Regions from separate parts of the Mus musculus genome. Here regions 1 and 2 are each linked to region 3. Evidence: chromatin loops called from intact Hi-C (ENCODE). Cell type or tissue: left cerebral cortex. All regions are shown on one strand. Each heading gives the region's core, and the rest is flanking DNA. Links, peaks and the distances in the headings are about the cores only.

What was found. A loop is a pair of places that touch in the nucleus more often than their neighbours do. Peaks named below come from ENCODE experiments on the same cell type or tissue, not always from the same donor. Only the 100,000 strongest peaks of a DNase experiment are listed, where the experiment ranks them.
Region 1: it touches region 3 in a loop (5-fold over the local background); 5 of 42 quality-filtered maps call a loop at or near these places.
Region 2: it touches region 3 in a loop (4-fold over the local background); 9 of 42 quality-filtered maps call a loop at or near these places.

Annotation. Positions count from the first base shown.
Region 1 is chr5:21,431,026-21,437,041 of GRCm38, forward strand. It overlaps Fam185a (family with sequence similarity 185, member A), which reads left to right. Exons shown (of 8, transcript NM_177869.4): 3 at 2,666-2,758. Among named protein-coding and RNA genes, the nearest start is that of Fam185a, 9.1 kb to the left of the region's middle. In left cerebral cortex, for the core only: a CTCF peak has its summit at 3,292 (motif pointing right); DNase peaks (open chromatin) are centred at 3,294 and 3,705.
Region 2 is chr5:21,262,111-21,268,126 of GRCm38, forward strand. All of the region lies in intron 19 of Gsap (gamma-secretase activating protein), which reads left to right. Among named protein-coding and RNA genes, the nearest start is that of Gsap, 79 kb to the left of the region's middle. In left cerebral cortex, for the core only: a CTCF peak has its summit at 3,124 (motif pointing right); DNase peaks (open chromatin) are centred at 1,789 and 3,129.
Region 3 is chr5:21,734,845-21,740,860 of GRCm38, forward strand. It overlaps Pmpcb (peptidase (mitochondrial processing) beta), which reads left to right and starts at 2,316. Exons shown (of 13, transcript NM_028431.2): 1 at 2,316-2,432; 2 at 4,025-4,165; 3 at 5,196-5,282; 4 at 5,641-5,770. The coding sequence starts at 2,334. In left cerebral cortex, for the core only: CTCF peaks have their summits at 948 and 2,258 (motif pointing right); DNase peaks (open chromatin) are centred at 941 and 2,283; H3K4me3 peaks cover 1,979 bases; H3K27ac peaks cover 720 bases.

The DNA.
Region 1 (6,016 bases), core at 414-5,413, 300 kb before region 3:
CTCTTGGTGGGATTGCAAGCTTGTACAACCACTCTGGAAATCAGTCTGGCGGTTTCTCAGAAAATTGGACATAGTACTACCGGAGGATCCTGCAATACCTCTCCTGGGCATATATCCAGAAGATGTTCCAACTGGTAACAAGGACACATGCTCCACTATGTTCATAGCACCCTTATTTATAATAGCCAGAAGCTGGAAGGAACCCAGGTGTCCCTCAACAGAGGAATGGATACAGAAAATGTGGTACATTTACACAATGGAGTACCACTCAGCTATTAAAAACAATGAATTTATGAAATTCCTAGGCAAATGGATGGACCTGGAGGGCATCATCCTGAATGAGGTGACCCAATCACAAAAAAACCCACACAATATGTATTCACTGATAAGTGGATATTAGCCCAGAAACTTAGAATACCCAAGATACAAGATACAATTTACACATGAAACTCAAGAAGAATGAAGACCAAGGTGTGGACACTTTGCCCCTTCTTAGAATTGGGAACAAAACATCCATGGAAGGATTTACAGAGACAAAGTTTGGAGCTGAGACGAAAGGATGGACCATCTAGAGACTGCCACACCCGGGAATCCATCCCATAATCAGCCTCCAAATGCTGACACCATTGCATACACCAGCAAGATTTTGCTGACAGAACCCTGATATAGCTGTCTCTTATGAGGCTATGCTGGTGCCTGGCAAACACAGAAGTGGATGCTCACAGTCATCTATTGGATGGAACACAGGGCCCCCAATGGAGGAGCTAGAGAAGGTACCCAAGGAGCTAAAGGAGTCTGCAACCCTATAAGTGGAACAACAATATGAACTAACCTGTACCCCCAGAGCTCGTGTCTCTAGCTGCATATGTAGCAGGAGATGGCCTAGTTGGCCATCACTGGGAAGAGAGGCCCTTTGGTCTTGCAAACTTTATATGCCTCAGTACAGGGGAACGCCAGGGCCAAGAAGTGGGAGTGGGTGGGTAGGGGAGTGGGGGGGTATGGGGGGCTTTTGGGATAGCATTTGAAATGTAAATGAAGAAAATACCTAATTAAAAAAATACTTCTGTTCTGAAAAAAAAAAGAATACTGTAATTTCTTTTCTTCCTTAGAAATGTTTATTCACTCAATGATGCTTCAGTTTTGGTGAATTAATTTCAGTAATTTCAAGGTAGAGTCTAATTCTTTTCTTTACTTTGTATTTGTTCTGTGAAGGACTTGTTAAGAGAAAATAGAGCTATGAACCCACAATCTTTACAAATATACTAGCTCAAAAATGAATTAGATCTAAAACTGACACTTGTTCTTCTGGTTTACGGCAACTTGCCTCAAATTAGAGTCGCTGGGAAGAAGCAGCCTTAATTGAGTATCTATCAAACTGGCCTCTAGGCAAATCTGTGGGGGCCTTTTCTTCATTAATGATTGATGAGGAGGGCCTAGGCCACTGTGGTTGTGCCATCCCTAGGCAGGTGGTCCTAGGCTATATAAGAAAGCAGGCTGAGGAAGCTAATAAGGAGAACTCCCCCATGGTCTTTGATGACATTCCTGCTCAGTGTAGGTTCTTGCCTTAGACTCCCTCTCCGATGGACCCAAGTAAACCCTTTCCTACCCAACATTGGTTTTGTCATGTTTCATCTCAGCAGCAGAGAAAGAAACTAAGACACCAGTCTGGTACTTAGAGAAGTATTCTTGCAATGTGGTCTTAGCTTACTTACACTCATAAATGCAGACACTGGTAAGATAGCTGGCCTAGGTTTTTAAAAATAGGGCACAATATCATCTTAAATTAGTGATCATCTGTTAATATGTCTTTCACTTATTTGGCATCATACATAGGGTTATTTAACATCATACATAGGGTTATGCTATTTTAATAACAATGCTTACTGCTAATGAACAGTTAGTAGGTACTGAGAATCTCAGCTAAGCCTTGTTTATCCTTGGAGCATCTTCATTTGTCAAGAGTCAAACTAGGAGGCAGCAAAAGGCCTACAGACTCACTCACGAACACACAGCTAAAGTAGTGGAGCTGGGGTTTGACCTTACATTTGTGCTTTCCAGGCTTAAACTTGTCCCAGCTTGCTTTCTTAGCCAAGGAAGACGTATGGCAATGCTGCATTTATTCAGCATCCTTAAGGAATAAAGTATGTGAATGTCACACATTTGCAGTTTTTAAAAATGTAGCATAAAAATTTCCCCCAATAATTTCTGACTTATTTTCACTTTTAAAACTTTTTCATGTTGTGTGGGAATTAGGTGAGTTTCACGTTACAATGTCAGTGTCTTTAAGCCATAGATAGGCCTCTTTGGAAAATCTCATGATTATTTCTCTCTACACAAATGAGCATGCATGTGAACATTTGCTTACAATGTCATGAGTTCCAGAAACAGTCCAGAAATTCACTTAAGGTCAGCCTCAGATCTGAAAGCAGAGTTACTTTGGAAACAGGTCTTTCTAAAAATTCATTGATATCTTGGCTTTTAGATTCACATCTGTGACTGTGACAAAGTTCGAGATACTATAAACCAAATTCTTTTGAGAACGGTTTTTTCTTTTTGTCTTTTCAATACTTTGCTTAAATCCCTGGATTATCTTATGGACATGCACAGAAGAAAAAGTTTCATGCAAGCTTACTGTCTCTACCCTCTGTGGTTTTTTGTTTTTCAGAGTCAAAAGTTGCATGTTCAAACCAAAGGAGGCGATGTGATCTGTTGTGGAACGGTTTACGGAAATATAGATATTCATGCATCGGATAAAAGTGTAAGATTGAAGTGCTCTCAGTAACTTCAGCTTAGCTTCCCCACGAACAGCAGCTGCTACAAAGTTTATGGTGTAATATTTTCTTTTTAGTGCATTTAGTTCTTTAACAAGCTCATATTTGGAACTGATATTTAGTTCATTAGATTCACTAAACCCTTGATAAGTCTGACTTATCTAAAGAGGCTTTTATTTTCATGGTTATGAATTAAAATACCTCATTAAGTAATACCACAAGTATGGGAATTGGATTTTTCTTAGGTGCTGGGTTTACTTGAATATTGTATTCTCCCAGACTTGCTGCCTTATGGCCGTCCTAAGGGTAAATTCTGAAATGATGGTCACTTATGGACAGCACTGATTTAACTCATGGGTTTTGAATGGAGAACGTGATGTTGAGAGAGGAGAAAAGGCAGCAGAGGAACTCTGGGATGCATTGGAGGTGGGGTGAGCAGTTGATATGCTCAAAATACATATAATTTCTATATTCATATAGAAATTAAAAAGCGTCTGGAAGCCCGCTTTAGCATTTCCACTAGGTGGCACTGGGAGATAAAGTTCCTACTTGCCAAAGCTCTACCTACACCCCGCCCACACAGATGGTTTGTATTATTTTATATCACACTGTTAATAGTAGCGTTAAAATCTGGAGACTATGCGTTTTTAGTTGCTACTGTAATGAATAGTGTTTTAAATCTTGTAAGAAAAAAATCTAAATCAGATTGAGGTTATGAGCATATCTTATAGAGTGTTGTTGGTACAGCTTTTAAAATTATACTACATTTTATTATTCATGTGTGTGTGTGTGGGAGAGAGAGAGAGAGGGAGAGAGAGAGAGAGAGAGAGAGAGAGAGGAGAGCACTAAGATGCACAGGTGGAGGTCAGAGGAAAACTTGTAGGAGTCAGTTGTCTCCTTTTACCACGTGGGCCTAATGATGCAGTGAGGGCGCCAGGCCTGGCAGCCTTTCCGCACTGAGCCATCTGCTGCTGCCTCGCTGGTACAGGTAAGCCAGGCTGATTGTTTCTACTGTGTTAATGTCCCATCACTGCTTTCTACAAATCTGGGGGAAGCTGTTTAAACCAAATATTTAAATATGTAATGAACCTTTTAAATGAATAGGAAATTGTTTCACAATCCTGTAGCCTCGTTCTCTGCCCCTGGAGATGGCCTTTAATTTTGCTGATCAGATTACTGTCTCCTTAGAAGTACAACAGGCACATCCAATAACTTTGAAAGTCCTCCAAATACAACCCTTGTGTTAATTGCCAGTGTATTTTGAAATGATATTATATGTAATGTTACTGTAATGTTACGTGCTCTCTGTGGAGGGCAGTGCATATATGTGCGTGTAGGTGAAAGGTCAATGACGACATGGGATGTCTTTCTCAATCACTCTTCACCTTGTTTTGTTCTTTCTTTTGTTTTTGTTTTTTTGTTTGTTTGGTTTTTTGTTTTTTTGTTTTTGTTTTTTTGAGACAGGGTTTCTCTGTGTAGCCCTGGCTGTTTGGAAACTCACTCTGTAGACCAGGCTGGCCTCCAACTCAGAAATCCACCTGCCTCTGCGTGCTGAGTGCTGGGATTCAAGGCCTGAGCCACCACTGCCCAGCTACCTTGGTTTTTGAGACAGTGCTTCTGTGAATTTTGGCTAGGTTGGCCCCCCAGTGAGCTCCAGGGGACCTGCCTGTCTCCGCCTTCCCAGCACAGGAGTTATAAACTTGTGGCACTGGGGTTTTGCATGGGAATCCAAACACAGGTGTCATGGCGGATGCCAAACACTGAACTGTTAGAGCCTCAGCCCCGCCCAGTGTTACACGCTTCCCATCAGATACGAGTGCCAGACATTTAAATCATGCTGTTTGAATTTGTTCCAGCCATTATGGAGAATTGAATATTTCTTTAATCCTATTTCCTGTTCAACTACTTTGTTTCTTGCCTGTTTGGTAATGCACAAAAGACATACATTTTTCTGCCTTTCTTCCATAGTACTAACTTTTAAAACATATTTGAAATTTTATTTAAAAACATAAAATACTAGTTAAGAGCACACATTGAGAATTAAACTTCCTGATTCAACTGTTTACTTAGTTTTGTGACTTTTGACAAGTCACTTAACATTGGTGTGTTTCAGTTTTCTGGAAAATGGGGTAATAGTAACGGGCCTGTCTGAGAACATGGTTAGGTTTAGTGCTAGCACAGGGCCTTGCCTGTGGCTGACTCTGATACAGCTTGCTTACAGTGAGGATAAAGGTAAAAGAGGCACAGGAGAGTTAGTCAGAGCCTCACTTCCCTGAACCTGCTTCTCACTGTTTGAGAAATGAATGGAAGTATTGCCTTGCTTATCCAACAAACTAGACAGAGAACATTAAATGCCCATCATAAACAATAGCTTTGTTGGTTGTGTGGCTGTTTTAAATGATATTAATTTTGAGTCAACCATGTAACGTAACAGAGTATAGACATTTATGCCATGTGACTGTAGGTTAAAATGGTGACCAGCTGCGCTTTTTTTCTGTCTGGACTACGTAGTCACAGCACTTCCTGTTTATATAATATAATCATTGTGCATATATATAAATTAACTAAGTATAGGGAAAATACCTCCTGATGTAAAGATTAATTTTAGCAGTGCCTCTCGGGAAGGAATTTGTTTTCTGAGCTCCCTTTTGTTCTTTCTTTAAATAACTTCTGTTAAAGAGTATACAGTTTAATCACGGGTGTCTACGTGTGACATTTTATCCACTGATATTATGACTATAAGTAAGATTTTATCAGTATGTTGCTGTCAGCCATGCTAGCCCAAGCTTAGTTGTTTGAGGTCGTATCTGGTACAGTTCAGGATCTGTGGCCCTGGTGTGCTACTTTTTGCTCCTGGAAATTGTGTGGAGTGATTGACAGCTCTGTTGTGTCGGGTGTGCTGGGATTTACCGGCTTTTGCTGGCTTTGTAGTGCCGGGTGTCTGCTGGCTTCCTAGGACATATTTAGTTTTTAATGAACAGTTCAGATCCTTGGCATTGTCCACGTGCTCATAAAGAGTGCCTTGAAATCCAGCTTTATTTAATGTGGTGGGGAGCAGAATCTAAGCATGAGCACACTTCAGCTAATTCAATGTTTCAAATACTGTTTCACGGTTCATCTTTGGTGTTCTCTAAAACAGCCCCATTCTCTACTGAAAGGCTAGAACATGGCATTTTGTTGACTGTTTTATGGAAATTCTTGGAAAGTGTGAAACCATGAATACTAAGCAAGTTTTCATGAGTAGA
Region 2 (6,016 bases), core at 414-5,413, 470 kb before region 3:
TTGGGTCAGGGAAGTGGACTTTTTGCCGGATCCTGGAGCAGGAGGAAGCTTAGCTATATCCTGAGACTTGAATGAGATAGCTGTGTGCTTGCAGCTCTCTTAGTGTTCAGCCTCGGGAATTTCAGTTGTCTGCCACCTGTGGGGATGCTCCCACATAACGCTCTTAGATGCTGCCTTTCGAACTTCTGTCCACAAAGACATTTGCTATTGCACTTTATATATGGTAGACATGATGCACACATTGCTGGGTTTCTCTGGAGAGCAAGCAGAAATGGGTCCCGAGATGCGAGTCACTGAAGATCCTAGGAAGACTGACATGTTAGCCCTGCTCTTTGTCCTGTACGGAGAGTAAAGGGGTCTCTCAGACTGGGCCTCCTTCCCAAGATGCTGATTAATCAACAGAGGTAGGACCAAAGCCAGTGTCTTTGAGACACTGATGGTGAGAGGCAGATGTTTATTGCTGGCAGTGGTTTGCAGATGAGCCATTACCACAGGCTCATTTTGCTCTGTTTCTGGATCAAATTCCTTAATGTAGCTGGTCCTTTTGTGTAATTGATAGTTGTGACTGGTTGTGTGTGGTGATTGCTTTATGGCATCTTCAGAGACAAAGGGAGGTGATTTTTGAAGAAGAGATGGGAATAATTTTCTTCCTTCCAAAGTGAAAAAGTTGAAACTCCCCTTTGTGCAGGGGGAAAATGATTCCTGGCCATTCCTCGGGTTTCTGATTGCTTCTTAAGCCAGACCCCCAAGGACTAGCTAAGCTTATAGATACTTTGTCCACAAAGACCTTTAGTATAATTTTAAAGGCTTATTTAATTCATGTGTATCTGTGTGTGCCTGTATGTTTGTATGTACAGTAGATGCATGCAGGTAGATGACCCCTTGGATTCCTGGGGCTGGAGCAATATCAAGTTGTCCCCTGTGGGGGCTGAACCCAGGTGTTCTGTAAGACAAGCAAGTTGCTGGGACATCTCTTTAGTCCTCATTTTCTGTATTTTTAAAAGAACACTGGGAGCTAGCCATGGTAGTGTGTACCTTGAATCCCCAGCACTCAGGAGGCAGAACTCTGAGCTTGAGGTCAACCTGGTCAACAAAGTGAGTTTCAGGCTAGCCAGGGCTACATAGAGAGAGCCTCAAAATAAACAAAAGGCTACACTTTTCCAGTAGCTGGTGAGTGTGTCTTAAGAAGTGTGGCTCTCATTTTGCATTGTCCTTTACGGGGACAGTATTTGGAGCTCTCTCAACTCCCCTTTAGTCAAGTGTCAGTTGAGTGCCCTGGCCACATCCCAAACCACGAGCTGCGGTGCTGGGCTGGGCTGATTGGGTGGGGATGCACACATTCTACTCTCTTTTCCTTCTCCGTCAAAGGTGCAGCATCTAACATTTTTTTAAAAAGTAAAATAAAAAAATAAACCCTGCTTTTATTCTCTGGGCCAATGAGCAGGTCGGCATTCACTTAGACTCTGGGGTTCCTCGCAGAAAGGCATTCTCTAACTCTCCTGTTTCTACCGACTCACAAGTCTGTACACATAGTCTTTATCGGCCTTCGCTGTCGTGGGCTGACTGCAGTCCCAGGACAGGCTCAGACCATGTTTTCAACTGCGAGCCATGGTCCACAAGGATCATCCCAGAAACCTGAAAAACTCAAAAGGCTTCAGACCACCCCCAAAACCGTTAAATCCAAGCAGATGGCGTGGTTTCTAACGGCTGCTGAGGCTGGCAAACACAAGCTGGGGGCCGCTGTCCAGCGCAGACAACAAAGGACTATTCATCTTCTCTCAGCTCTCCAAGGCTAAGCCAAAGCCACGGTCTGCATTCTGGCCTTGCAGCTTTGTTCACTCACCAAGCCTCCCATTGAACATACTGTCTTCATCCTTCTTTCTGTTCTACTTCCCTGGGCTCTGTGTTTTTCAGTCTCCCAAACAGGCCTTTCGATCTGCAGTCATCTCTGAATGTGGGCAGATTAAACATTGTGTTGCCAATCGTCTGCTGAGGTGTTTACCAACAGTAAGAGAACATGGAGGTTATAATAGATCAACAGACTCCAGAAATCCTCTCCGCTCAAATGGGAACATTTATGGGATCTTTGATTAACACTATTTCTTACTAAGTTTTAATTTTTGTTTTGTTTAAAATACAGATCTGTCTTCTGCTGTGTGACTTTTCTTGGATAGATATGGGCAAGTGTCTGGTCATTTCAGATGGGGCATCTAAAGAAATAATTCTATCCAAGTATAGCTTGGTGAACCAATGTGTTTATTGGACCACCTATAAGCACCTGGGTGAGAAGTTGCTTACAGGTGCATGGGCAATTCCCCAGGCAGCTGTGTCAATGGGGCTTTCTGGATGAGTCTTTTCTTTCTCAGCAACTGCTTAATTATGCATAATTATAATTAATTACACAACCCGGGAAGAGCTTCCCAGCCTTGCGTGGTCTAGTACAAGGTATATAATCAACGCCCCCAGGAATATTCTGTGCGCGCACACTCTATCTCACCCGGGCACGCTAGTGCCTGCCTTTGAAGGGTGCTCATGGGCCTGCTCACAACTTTTTCTGTTATTCTTGGTTGACTCAAGACTATGATAAAAAACAAACTTTAAAATTTCATTCATTCATTCATTCATTCATTCATTCATTCATTCATTCATATATGTGAGTTTGTCTGTGTGGGTGTGCAGATACACAAGGGCTTGTGGGAATCGATCTTCTCTCTCCACCCTGTGTGGCTCTGAGATAGAATTCAGGTCAGCAGGCTAACCTACTGAGCCATCTTACTGCCCTCCCCCAAGTGTTTTTAAATAAAGAGAAAGATTTTAAAAATAAGAAGGAGGAGGAGGAGGAGCAGGAGGAGGAGGAGGAGCAGCAGGAGGAGGAGGAGCAGGAGGAGGAGGAGGAGGAGCAGGAGGAGGAGGAGCAGGAGGAGGAGGAGGAGGAGAAGGAGGAGGAGGAGAAGGAGGAGGAGAAGGAGGAGGAGGAGGAAGAGAAGGAGGAGGAGGAGGAGCAGGAGGAGGAGGAGGAGGAGGAGGAAGAGTATTGGTCCTAAAAGCAAGATTGAGGTAAATCATTCCAAGGTGGATTGCTGTGGCAAAGCAGGCATGCCCATAGCCAAACTGACCACTAGATGGCACCACAACACCGACTAGTTTTCTGATTTGGGCACTTGGATTTCATGACCAGATGTAGGAAAATAGAAAGGCTGTGGAGAGAAGACTGCAGGATTGGCCCGATGATCATGATGTGGTGGCGACAACGAAGAATAAGAATAATTATTGTTTAAATTATTGCTATTATAAAAAAACAAACTAGGGAGAAGGACTAAGTAAGATAGGTTTACTATAAAGAAAGAAAAGATAAGGAGTGGGACCTGACCCCAGCCTTCTCACCTGCCCTGGAAATACATCTCAGTTATTAAGGATCCAAGACTTTTCCATCTCTGAGAGAAGGGGCCTTGCCTGTGTAGGCCTTTCTTTCAGGTTACTAAATAAAAGTGCACAATATCACAGAACTTAATTTATTGAGACTCCAAAATCTATGTCAAGCCATTGTTGTCCTTTCAACAATAGCACACCAGCCACATTCTGTTTACTATTAGAGCATTTGTATGTGTGTGATTGAAGTGGATTTTTAGTTCTCACTTATTTTTAACTTCCTTTTCCCCCCTCCTTTTAAATTTACCATTCAAAGAATTTCATACATGCATTGCCCTAGTTAAGTTTTGCACTGTGATCAATACTCTGGCTGAAAGCCACCTGGGAGAAAAGCATGCTGTTATAGCAGGCACAGTTGTAGTGAGCGTACAGTTATAGCAAACACACAGTTAAGGCCCATCATGATGGGTCATGGCAGGAACTCAAAGCAGGAACCTGGAGGCAGGAACTGAAGCAGAGGCTACGGAGGGACTGTATTTACTAGCAGGCTCCCCACCCCCACCCCCACCCCTGCTTTCTCAGCCTGCTTTCTTCTGGGCCCCCAGACTACCCGCCCAGAGACTGCAGCATTCACAGTAGCCTGGGCCCTCCCCCATGCCAATCCTCAATCAAGAAAATGCCCACAGGCTGCCAGTAGCCAGTGTGGTGAGGGCAGATTCTTAACTGAGGCTCCATCTTCTTAGATGACTCTCCCTTGGGTCACTTTGACAAAAACAAAAAACAAACAAACAAACAAAAACCAGAAAGTAACCAGGCTGTTCAAGGACACAACCTGATCAAAGCCACTCCCTCATCTCCACCTCCTCCCCATCCTCCCTCATCTCCACCTCCTCCCCATCCTCCCTCATCTCCACCTCCTCCCCATCCTCCCTCATCTCCACCTCCTCCCCATCCTCCCTCATCTCCACCTCCTCCCCATCCTCCCTCATCTCCACCTCCTCCCCATCCTCCCTCATCTCCTCCTCCTCCCCATCCTCCCTCATCTCTTCCTCCTCCCCATCCTCCCTCATCTCCACCTCCTCCCCATCCTCCCTCATCTCCTCCTCCTCCCCATCCTCCCTCATCTCCTCCTCCTCCCCATCCTCCCTCATCTCCACCTCCTCCCCATCCTCCCTCATCTCCACTTCCTCCCCATCCTCCCTCATCTCCTCCTCCTCCCCATCCTCCCTCATCTCCACCTCCTCCCCATCCTCCCTCATCTCCACCTCCTCCCCATCCTCCCTCATATCCACCTCCTCCCCATCCTCCCTCATCTCCTCCTCCCCATCCTCCCTCATCTCCACTTCCTCCCCATCCTCCCTCATCTCCTCCTCCTCCCCATCCTCCCTCATCTCCTCCTCCTCCCCATCCTCCCTCATCTCCACCTCCTCCCCATCCTCCCTCATCTCCACTTCCTCCCCATCCTCCCTCATCTCCTCCTCCTCCCCATCCTCCCTCATCTCCACCTCCTCCCCATCCTCCCTCCTCTCCACCTCCTCCCCATCCTCAGCCACTGCCCTCCCAACTCCACGTGGTTCTTTAAAACTCACTGACTGAATCGTCTCAGTGCTGCCAAATTGTTCATCTATTGGCCCATCCACAGCAATATGGGCAGCCTCACAGGGGCTGCATCCCTGGAGCAAACAGACTCCCTTGTCCAGCCACTAGGGATTGCTGATAGCGCTTATAAGCCCCTCCCTCCTCCATGCTGGGATCTGCTGACTTGGTCTTGTGCAAGTTCTGTGCACTCATTCACAGCTGCTATGAGGTCATGTGTGCACAGGCCCTGTCCTGTTTGGAAAACAGAGTTTACAGTAGTTCTCCACCCCCGCTTGCTCTTTCAGCCTTTCTGCCCACTCTTCTGGGATGACCCCTGAGTGGTGGGGGTGTATGTAGATGAGTTAGATGGCTGGGTTCACTGGTGAGTACTTTATCCCCTACTAGTATGTGTAGCACCTTCTGACACTATGGAAGCTGGCCAGTGCACACAGATGATTTGGTCAGCCAGTAGGAATTGACGTTTCCAGGTCTGCACTGGCTTGCTTTCTCCATGTTCTGGAGGGTAACCACTAACAAAGGCAACAGCGTCTGTTTTGAGGGGATATATGGGACCCTTTGAGCATAAGCTGTCTTAGTGCATCCTATTAAGACTGTCACCTCAGTAAGCAACAGCTGTCAGGCCAGATGTAGCTAGCCCTGGACAATTATTTATAAATATATTTATCTTGGTAAGACTGTATTATTAAAAACTGCTTGATCCCAGTGAGGCAGGAGAGTACAATGGAGAGAAGACCACTGTTGCCAAGGTGGACATAAAACAGGGCACACATGAGACAGCCTGTGCTACATAAATGGCCTCATAGACCAGGATATAAAGTCCCAGTGCTCCCTATAGCGTTTGCCATTGAGTTCCCGACTCTTCTCCCAGCTCTGGCTTGCTTCCTTCTCTCAGAAAACTGTTTCCACATCTGCGGCTGTCCATGAGCCCCGTTCAGCCTCTTGTTCTAGAACACAGGAAGCTGGAAATCCCAGGAAATCTCAGCACTCACCAGACCCGCATATCTACAGACATCACCATGATGGCGCTCACCAGACTCCCATATCTACA
Region 3 (6,016 bases), core at 379-5,378:
AAATTCACCAACAGGCTAAACCATGGGGTACCATGACTAAACTGGTGTCATCCCATGGATACAAGGATGGCTTAAATCAGTAAACATATACCTTGTAAAGGCAATATGATGGAAACCACACAACCTTGTCAGTAGATGCAGAAATTCCTTCACGATCCTCCTAGGAACAGAAGGCGCATACTCCAACATAATAAAGACTATAATACAGTCAGTAAGCCTAGAGCTAACATTATACTAAACAGAGAAAAACTGAAAGCATTTCCCTTAAAATCAGAAACGGGGGGCAGGGCCATGGCTCCGTAGTGAACATATTTACTGTACAAATGGAGGGTGGGCAGGGAATCCTCAGAGCAAACCGGCTGGAGAGACGAGCCGTATCAGTGAGCTCAGGTTGAGTGAGAGATTCTGACTCCATGAACAAGGTAGGAGAGTGGTCAAGGATAACTCCCAGCGTTAGCTTGGGACCTTCTCATGTAACGTGCGCGCGCGCGCGCGCGCGTGCACACACACACCACACACACACACCAAACACACGCATTCACGGGTGGTCCTTCCCACCAAAAATATGCACGACACATACATTCAAAAATGGAAAAAGATTTTAAAAGTACAAATGACCAACAAATATTTGAACAAAAAAATGCTCACGACCCACGGCTTTCAGAGAAATGCAAATTCAAACTATGTTGAGATTCCATTTTTTCTAGTTTTTGTTTTGTTTTGTTTTTACTGTCACTGTGATAAAATAACCTGCAGTTCCAGAGGGCTTCCATCCATCCGTGATGGGGAAGGCAGGGCGACAGGAACAGGCGCTATCAAGCTGCATCACAGCTCAGAAACAGGGAGATCGGGAAGTGGGACCAGGCTATGAAACCTCCAGAGTCTGTGCCCAATGCCTTCTACTGTAAGGCTCTACTGCCTAAAGGTTCCACAACCTTCGCAAACAGCGCCGCCAGCTGGAGGGCAGTTGTCTAAACTTCTACACTTAGAATGGCTATCGATAAAATAGCAAGAAGTCAGAGTGGAAAGTCAGAGGCAGGAACCAAAGGTGACATGGAGTTCCTGGTTTGGACGTTTGACTGGTTGTCACCATTACAGCTACAAACTGACAATGAGGCGCCCAAGGGATTTTCCTGTCTTTTTGGCTTTTCGAGACAGGGTTTCTCTGTGTAGCCCTGGCTGTCCTGGAACTCACTTTGTAGACCAGGCTGGCCTTGAACTCTGAAATCCGCCTGCCTCTGCCTCCCGAGTGCTGGGATTAAAGGCGTGCGCCACCACGCCCGGCCCGGATTTTCCTGTCTTGTTGTTAAATGGTGAATAGTTAAAAGAGGAGGCTGGGTGGGAAAAGGATACCTGAACGATAATGTAAATTAGGTATTAGGCAACAAGGGGTCAAGTTAGACAGAACTCCAACTTCTAAAGTTACAGCGCACACTCTTTAGTGTTAAACAGCCTGTTAGGCAGCCAATACCTCAGTTCCCACTGTAAAATTAGCAAAGTAATAGTCGCTTCCTCACAGAAAAGAGCTTGCTAGGGGCTTGCAGGCAGCTCAGCGGGTAAAGTCACTTGCAGTGCAAGCCTGTCCACCTGAGTTCCACCCCCAGAATTCATGCAAAGGTAGAAGGGGCAACTGATTGCATAAAGTTGTCTTCTGACCTCCACAAGCTTGGAGTGGCATGCACCCACCCCCTCCCCATAATAAGTTAAATAAAAAGCTTTAATTTTAAAAAGTGCTTGCTATTTTCGTTAAGCCTCAAACCCTGGGACAATTGGCTAAAGTGGCTATTTGACAAATTTTAGTTTCATTAGAGTGTATGTGGATAAAGAGGCACCCAGGAACGGGTAAGAGCAGTTTGTTTTGGCAGAGCCCTAAGACGTGGAAGTAAATAACATTAAATCATGGTAACAGAATGTAAGATTATGTTTGTAAAGCGTCTGTCTTTTAGTAGCAATCTCGGCAAAGGTATTCCTATGGAATAGAATAAGCAACGCTATAAACATTAGAACAACGAAGACCAACATGATAGATCCTTCAATGTGTCTGTCCCTCCCGCACTGGATCTCTCTGATTAACTCCAACCGCCTGGGGATACATGTTCCGTTCACTTTGTCCCTTGTGTGTCTTGCACATCATTTCTACAGACCTGATTATTTGGAGCGAACTGGGGAGGGAGTCAAAGGGTGAAGGGATTGAGGGTTCTAAGCCCAGACACAGAATCAAAGGAATTTCAGAGACTGCAATTCCTGCTGCCGCCACAGGGTGGAGCCAGCCTCTAGTTCTGGGGCCTGGAGTCATGACCCGGAAGTACATCTCCACTTTCTCCACCGCAGAGATGGCGGCGGCCGCTCTATCCCGGACGCTGTTGCCAGAGGCCCGGCGGCGCCTGTGGGGATTTACACGAAGGCTTCCGCTTCGCCGCGCCGCTGCTCAGGTGAGTCTCGCTCCGCCGTGCCCCGGCGGCTCCCGGTGTGCTTTGGGCCGGGCCTCCGGATCCGCTATCCCGGGGCGCTGCGGCCGGGCGCAGAGGGGGCGGGGCGGCTGCTCCCCCTCCACGCCACCCGCGGGAGGTAAGAAAAGGAGCCGTGGACCCCCAAACCAGACAGCGCCATCCTCAGCCCATGGACACCCAAACCAGACAGCGTCAACCTCAGTTCATCCGAGTTTTATCCCAGCGTTTTCCTTATTTGAGAGTTGTCTTGCTCCAAAGGGATCTCTCTCTCTCTCTGTGTGTGTGTGTGTCTGTCTGTCTGTCTGTTAGTTTGCTATTACCAATGTTATTGTATGTCGGGCTGTTCTCTCTCGAGAAAAGGAAACTAGGACAAGCGCTTTATGAATTTGAAGTTGGGTTTGCTTTTGGTTTTGATATTTTGAGACATCGTTGTTACACAGGGTTTCTCTGTGTAACATCTCTGGCTGTCCTGGATCTTGCCCTGTAGATCGGGCTGGCCTCAGATCCGCCTGCCCCTACACAGTAGGGCACAGTCAGGTCATGGTGTATTATTTGATCAGGGAGCAGAAAGCCTTTGGGTCACAGAAGCAGGACAGTGCGGGCTCGTACACATTTCTTAAGTACCTGTGGCTGTGGCTGTGAAGAAACCACGACCATGGCAACTCTTATAAAGGAAGACACATTAGCTGGGGCTGCTTACAGTTCAGAGGTTTCGTCCATCATCATCAGAGCAGGAAGCATGGCAGAGTGCTGGCAGACGTGGTGGAGAAGGAGCCAAGAGTTCTACATCTGGGTTGGCAAGAGATAGACACAGACAGACAGACAGACAGATAATGGACCTGGCTTGAGCATTTTAAACCCTATAACCCACCCCAGTGGCACACTTCCTCCAACCTTCTAGTAGTCTCTCTCTCTGATGACTAAGTGTTCAAATCTGTGAGCCTCTGTGGTCCATTCCTATTCAAACCACCACTGTGTCTGGCGGTTAGGTCAGTCTCAGGTTTTTGGGTCAGGGTTTAGGAAATACGTTTTTCTCATTTCAATATGAAAACATGAAAAAGCTGCTGAAGCGTCTGTAGTCAAACCAGTTGGCCCGAGAGCCTCTGAAGCATCTGTCCTGTTTCTGTCTGTCCTTTGTGAACAGGAGCATCCCGTCTGTCTCACTTCTACACAGTCAGTTTTGTATTGTTATTTCAGTTTCTTGACTTTTTGTCCTTAGTGAATATGAAGCATCTGTAGGAGAGGTAGCTGAATCAGGGTGCTTGTTGAAGGGTAATGTGCTAACTGCTCCCGTTCTTGGAGAGAAAGGCATGTTCTCTCAAGTGTTGCCTGTTTGACAGAGCGGTTGGTTAAGGAACATTTCCTAGGCTACTGCTAGAGCCCAGTGGAACCAGAACTGGGACCTCATTCTCCGCGCTTTCTGCCAATGACACACACACACAGACACACATAGCAGATTACATCCACCCCGGGCTAGGAAAGTGGTTTTGGAATGAGTCTGTTTGAGGTTGTTTTGTTTGACACTGAACACCAGGACAGTAATGTTTTCTCTCTTTCCCTCCTCCTCCCGTCAGCCGTTGTACTTTGGAGGGGACCGACTAAGAAGCACACAGGCTGCCCCACAGGTTGTGCTGAATGTCCCCGAGACACAAGTGACATGTTTGGAAAATGGACTCAGAGTAGCTTCTGAAAACTCTGGGCTCTCAACGTGCACAGTAAGTCACTGCTACAGTCTTTTTTGTTTGTTTGTTTGTTTGTTTTGTTTTTTCAAGACAGGGTTTCTCTGTGTAGCCCTGGCTGTCCTGGAACTCACTCTGTAGACCAGGCTGGCCTCAAACTCAGAAATCCGCCTGCCTCTGCCTCCTGAGTGCTGGGACTAGAGGCGTGCGCCACCACTGCCCGGCTGGCTGCTACAGTCTTTAGTCGGCACCTTGTCTGGGAGGGAGCAGCCACAGCTGCAGCTCTCTGGTTGGCTGGGTTCTCCGAGCTTGAACCTTCCCTTCCAGGTGCACTTTGGTACCGAGTGCTTATGTCCTTCTCTCACTGCTGACATCTGCCTCTGACGGTCATGAGCCTGGCCACTTTCCCACGGCCGTCAGCAACACAAGCTCAGGGAGAGTCACGTGGCTATCTGAGGTTATAAAGCTTATGCTTGTATCTGAGCCTGACTTTCTGACAGTCCCTGATGTCTATTCCACAGTTATTAATTAGATGTGCTAAATGAGCTATGTTAAGAATTTGACTCTGATACTTGTTTTTGTTGTTGTTTTGTTTTGTTTTTTCAAGACAGGGTTTATTTGTATAGCCCTGGACTAGACTGGCCTCGAACTCTGAGGTTCTTGGATTAAAGGCATATAACACCACCACCTGGCTGAGTCTGATATTTGTAACAGCCTGCTGGAAATTAAGTTTCAGGTTATAGGAATGAACTGTCATTTCATTGTAGTCAAAGAGACATGGTCAGATTGGAAAACATTTTCCAGAAAAAGGAATGAGATGACCTTGTGTGTCCAGAAACTGAATTTTGTTTTTTTTATGGGACTGTGCATGTGAGTACAGGTACCCAGGAAGGGCGAAGGCAGTCGCAGACACTGAGGAGAGAGCTCACATGGCTGTGAGCTGCCTAACATGGTGCTGGGAACTAGCTCAGTTCCTTTGTAAGAACAGCGAGGGCTCTTAACTGTTGAGCCGGCCGCCATGTCTCCAAATGTGGGGGTTTGTCTGATTTGCTTGGTTTTCCTTCAGGTTGGGCTGTGGATCGATGCGGGAAGTCGCTATGAGAATGAGAAGAACAACGGCACCGCCCACTTCCTGGAGCACATGGCCTTCAAGGCAAGTCGCTGGCTGCTCCCCACTGGTCTCTAGGAGAGGGCGGGCGGGTGTCATCACAGACACTGTACCAGAGGGACAAGAGCTGCTTCATAACATGCCCCATGCCGGTTTTATTTCCTCGGTGTTGTATTTCAAATAATTAATGATAATTACTTTTTGACATTGAAGGATGGGTTCTCTTTTGGGATATACACAAGCCATTTTTAATGGGTATTTTTTGAAACCAAGTATACTTTACAAACTTCTCTTTGCATGACTGACACTGGGTTCTGTTCAGAATACTTCTTATCTGATACGTTTAGACTATATGAAGGGTAAAGGGAGAGTATCCTAACTGTGCTTTCTCCTTTATTTCAAGGGCACTAAAAAGAGGTCCCAGTTAGACCTTGAACTTGAGATTGAGAATATGGGCGCTCATCTTAACGCCTATACCTCCAGAGAGCAGACTGTCTACTACGCCAAAGCATTCTCGAGAGATTTGCCCAGAGGTACTATCTGTGCTGCCGGAAGTGTGATTCTCCTAGGGCTTCACGTCTAATGCAGCGCTGTGGGTTTGTGTAGCTATTGTGAAACTGATGGAGATGTAAAAGCAAAACAGCAGAAGCCCCAGAGGGGCGCCTGTTTTCATCTCCCTCCAAGTGCAGGTTGGAGACTTGTACTAAAGGGATTCGTACACCTGATTTAAATAGAGTTCTGCCTCAGTCTTAATCACTTTTATTCCCTCATTGCAAAAC